Regions from separate parts of the Homo sapiens genome. Here region 2 is linked to region 1. A link is a loop called in an ENCODE intact Hi-C map of the cell type or tissue named here. Cell type or tissue: breast epithelium. All regions are shown on one strand.

Region 1 (2,500 bases):
GCGTGCTGGCCGCCTCCGGGTTGAACAGTCCAAGGCTCTGTTAGGCCCCGACTGGGGCCAGTTGGAGAAAAGCAAGGGCTTAACCAGCTCTCCCCTACTTGCTGAGAGCTGAGGGCTCCCCCCAGAACAGTGGCCTCTGTGCTCTCCTCACGCCACCCCACGCGGGACCTCCCCTACTCGGAGAGCCGAGGGCTCCTGATGCCTGTGAGGTCTCCTCCCAGCTCCCCCAAACGCCGGCCTCTGTGCTCTCCTCACGCCACCCCACGCGGGACCTTCGACGACGTTCTCAGGCTCACTTCAGATATTGTCAAACGCAGAAAACTGGGGGATAGATGCTTACTAATCGCTTTAGGTGGTGATGACTTCCCTAGTCCTTTAACTCAATCTGTACACCTCTGAGCAAAAGAAATCAGAATTCTTGCATTTTATAAAGTCCTAAATGAAAAATGTTCCTGAAAGATGAGAACAATAATTACTGTAGAAGTTCCAAGTTTCATATTTTAACTCATGGCCAGGTAATATTTTCCCACCCAAACGTGAAGTAGGGAGCTTTGGTGGGGAAAAGGGGAAGAGCAGCTTTAAGAAGCGGGGAGAGACGGTGAGAACCTGTGGGTTTCCACACGTTTCCTCGCCAGATGATTGTCAAATGGCGTGTGACTGTGTGTGTGGCCAGAGCCTCACCCAGGATATTCCTCTGAGCAAAAACATTTGGCACTAGCAGGAGTTCCTTCTCCACCTCGCCCGGATGAACATTTCTGAGCTGCTTCAGTTACAGGGCCTGGGAACTATCCGGCGTCTCGCAAATTTCTACGGCAGGTTTTTACCTAAACATAGAAGAAAGGGAACAGCTCTACTGGCAAGATGCCCTTCCAACGGCGAATGGCCGCGTCTACACAGCCTTCCCAACACGAGGTTCATTTCACAGACGATCCAAGTACACGCCACTGAAAACACACTCTGAGAACAAAGCGGCATCTTCCACGCGTATCATGAACCACTCGCAGACTACGCCTGTCCAGCAAAAAAATACGGCTTTATTGGATCTATTTCCTAACTACAAAGACAGCTGACACAGACATCAAACGTTTCCTTTTCAATGACAGTCCCCTGAGAAAGGCTGCACGTGACTCCTACAGTGCCGGGTGCAGGGTACCCAGCCGCAGGTGGGACGCGGCCACACGTCTTCACGGTTACGTGCAGACCGACGGGATGGCCTTCAGGTTGTTTCTTTCCGTGAGTGAGACACAAGAGACGCGATTGTGCCGGAGCGCACGGTACAGGCCGTTCCTTCTGCGGGAGCCCTTTCTCCATCAGCGACGTTCTGTTCAGTGACTTCACAGCCGGAGCCTCCACCCGCAGGTGCAATTCAGGCAGGTTCCATAAGGGGGCATTAATTCCTAAGGCACGAGTTCAGGTCAACCGTGTTTCAATGAATAAACCATGCTTTTTGGTTATATGGAACAATAGATCGCTGTGAGTAATCATACGTAATAAGCAACTAATTGTACAGAGTGCCCAGCAAGGCCTACACAAACCTACCTGTTAACAGTAACTCATCTGAAAACACACAACGCAGGGCTGAGCATTAAAGTGGCGTTTTTGGTATTGGTTTTCTTAGATGAAGCAGAGAGTGGTAAGGCTTCTGTGAAACAATCATCTTATAACTGAACAAATATATTACACTTAGGTTGCATGTTATTTACAATCACTTTCTAATGTTGCCGTCTGGTAACCTACAGCTACTGTCAATCACAGCTCCTGGCTTTCTAGGGTCCTCCTCGAACTGCGTGAGACGAGAAAATGCACGGCCGTCCGAGGCGGCGATGGACGCCAGCAAGAGCAGCGACTGGAGCCCCAGACGCAGGTTCCAAAACGGATGCCGGTTATTGCTGACAGGGAAGCCCTCCTGGGCGAGGACACGTCGGCTCTGTTATTATTTATACATAAATAGATGCCTAGATATGTACACACATGCAAATGCAGGCTATCCTGTAACAGGTTTTTCTGCTTTTGTCCAGTAACCTATTGATGTGCTATTCAAGTTACTTGTGCTATGTTCGAAGCCAGATTAAAAACAAAGATGCGAGCATGCGACTATGAACAAGCCTACGGTTTCAACCGCGCAGACAAGGGAAGCATGTTACAAAAGAGCTGAGATGACAGACTGGAAGATTCTAAAATGCACTGTGTAAGGCAGCAGGAGTGTACGTGACAGCCCAGGAAACGTTCCAAATGTTGGAGACTCATACTAGAGTCCTCTCGCAGCCTTCCAGCGTTCTCTTCATTCATACAGAGGGTAAAACCTCACAATGAAATGTGTTTGCAGTTTCTGCTCCTAAAAATACTCCTACAGTAGCAAATTCAATGCTCAATTCTATGATGCCCTGATGGTCTGGTTAAATAAGGCACTTCCAGTATTGAACCCCAGGGGTGCCAGAAGGGCTGGGCGTGGGGTCAAACTGCGTGTGGGCCGTTCCCATGAAAGGCCCCTGCACGGTGG
Region 2 (2,500 bases), 150 kb after region 1:
CTGCTGGGCCCTCACAGGAGAGGAAGGCACTGGTGGTGGCCATCGGGGGTACAGACTTATGGGCTCCAGGAACGCAGTGCGGCCCTCAAGGCCTGGCCGTCACTGAACTGGAATCGGATGAGACTATGGAAAGCAGTAGCGAATCCTCGCCTGCCTGCCGCCCCTGCTGAGCGGCTGGCACTCTGCTCTCATCACCCCAGAGCACCAGGCCCCAGTCTCGGGTCTGAGCATGAGCTGCTCTGATGACAGGCTTTGCTTGTATCTTCCCGGTCTCGGCTTCAACCTCCCCTTTCCAAGGAGTCTCCCGAGGCTGCGGGCCCTGCTGGTTCTTCCGCAGCACGCACCTTCCTGTGACCAGCTATTCCGGGCCGCGGACAGGACCGTGAGGGTCACGCCTCTACATGTAAACCTAGAAACACGGGGCCAGCGCGGCACTGGACGCTGCCCATGACACGCAGAAGCGAGGAATGGGCTCCTGCTCATGCAGCACCGCCGACTCCACACATGCAGAATGCTCTCCCCAGGCTGGGCGCCCTCCTGAAGGCCTCTGGGGCTGTACGGCCGGCTCAGAATTTCTAGGGCTGACACAGGTCCAGAACCTAAAAAGCGATGAGGTTACGCCGCAAGCAGGTGGAAACACAGCCTCTCCACCCCTCGCCTGACCCGAGCTGGCTCCTGAACTAGAGCTGGAACTAGATCTAATGCCGATCTAATGACCCTTTAGTGGGCTATTATTTTCTTTAGCAGAAAATCCGTGTCACAGACCCCGTTCTGATTGCCTTGCTGCATGCCCGTCGTCTGCTGGGAACGCCCTGTGCATCTCATTTAACCCTCACAGCAGCAGCCCCCGCAGGGGGTGATTTTCGTTTACGGAGGAAAAGACCCCTTCCTCCTCCAGTCTCTACCTGCCCTTAATACATCTCGATTTCTTGAGACAAATCTTCAACTGTCTCCCAATCAGGATCCAACTGATCGAAGGCTGGTCGTTTCTGTATCTGAAAGCTGTACTGCAGTGTTATTCCCAAAGGCTCAGGGGTTCAGCTTTTCTGAGGTTATCGACAATGTTATTATTCTATTAGTCAGTTTCACAGGTGGGTGGTTTACTTTTAAAGGTGCACGGGGGAGCAGCCTCTGATTTGCCCTTGGCCTCCACCCCCGAGGCCTGAGTGTGTGACCCCATCTCCTGAGCTGCTGGCTGTGGACTTAAGATTTCTACCGTCCCAATGCCCCTAACGCAAACTGCTGCGGCAGAAGCGAAAAGACAGGTGAAATCCAAGTCAGCCCCAGCCAGGACGTGACTTCCAGGAGACACCAACTCGGGGCACAGAAGGGAAACTCCCAGGCAGCCTCCGGCAGCGACCAGACGCGCCCACATCACCGAGCGGACGCCAGCGACACCTTGTGGGAGCGCAGGAAATCGCGCCCTCGCAGGGCCGGGCCCGTCCGGAAACTCAGGATGCTCCAGCGCCGACAGATGACGGCAGAGGAATTCCATTCAACAGGCGCTGATGCGGTATCGGGAAGAAAGGCAGCTTGATTGCTCTCTGTGCCTATTTTCTCCTCTGAAAAGCTGCGGGGGAGGGCGGGTGGGTGCTGGGCAGTCCCTCCGCTGGTTGGTGAAACGCCTTCGGAACCCCACGCACACAGCTCCGCCAGCATTTCAGGTGACGGGGCCCACCCTGATGGGAAACGACGCGGAAGAAAATGAACAGGTGAAACTCCTGGCGGAGGCTGCCGCCTGCGTGGAAAATACGGAGAAACTCTCCTTTGAGACAAGAGGCCTGGCGTTTGACCAACTTCTGCTGAGGCCTCCAAGAACAGGCATGGCTGCAGACGACGGCACAACACACCGGTTTCGAGGAACACCCCAGGCACAGGACACAACTGAGAAAACGAACTCCTGGCCCCAAAGACCTTCCCAGCTTCCCAGAAGCGAGGGGTCTGGTTGGGCGACACCATGAATGCAGCGGGGCAGCCGCACAGGCTTTCATCCACCTCAATCGGTGCCTGTTTCCAGCCAAATAAAATAGGAAACCCATGACCAGGCAAGTGGGCCATCTTAGGGGATTTGAGTTTTACAGGACAGCTGATCTCTATATATAGAAATGGTGTTCGAGTGTGATTTTGCAAATAGAAAAAGGATGGGAAGGACACGCATGCTAGCAGCAAAGTCTCTGGGCAATGATTTACATTGGTGGCCGCAATGGAATTGCGTTCGGAAACGCCACTGTTTACGCAACTTGCCTTTAGAGTGTGTGAGAAGAGCTCTTTATGTGAGAACTCAGTAACTTGACTGTTTTTACTGAAAAGCGAAATGCAAGTATAAAGCGAGGGTATCTTCAGCAAAGGGCAGGCTGTGGGGCAGGCCGTCTGTCTGAGTGGGAGCTGCAGCTGATGTGGACACGGGCCTCCGTGGAGCCTCAATTTTATTACATTTGAGTAGGAATGACTTTGTGTTATAACATCAAAGAAAGAATCTGAATATGAGGGAACTGCAGAA

What was found. A loop is a pair of places that touch in the nucleus more often than their neighbours do. Peaks named below come from ENCODE experiments on the same cell type or tissue, not always from the same donor. Only the 100,000 strongest peaks of a DNase experiment are listed, where the experiment ranks them.
Region 2: a loop joins it to region 1, with 6 times the contacts of the local background. A loop is called at or near these places in 105 of 110 quality-filtered maps.

Annotation. Positions count from the first base shown.
Region 1 is chr18:79,527,838-79,530,337 of GRCh38, reverse strand. NFATC1 (nuclear factor of activated T cells 1) reads right to left here. Exons shown (of 10, transcript NM_001278669.2): 10 at 1,015-2,500. Among named protein-coding and RNA genes, the nearest start is that of NFATC1, 130 kb to the right of the region's middle. In breast epithelium, a CTCF peak has its summit at 1,388; a DNase peak (open chromatin) is centred at 1,363; H3K27ac peaks cover 258 bases.
Region 2 is chr18:79,378,052-79,380,551 of GRCh38, reverse strand. It overlaps ATP9B (ATPase phospholipid transporting 9B (putative)), which reads right to left. Exons shown (of 30, transcript NM_198531.5): 30 at 2,269-2,500. Among named protein-coding and RNA genes, the nearest start is that of NFATC1, 17 kb to the left of the region's middle. RefSeq lists an enhancer at 1,149-1,699. In breast epithelium, a CTCF peak has its summit at 1,395 (motif pointing left); a DNase peak (open chromatin) is centred at 1,391.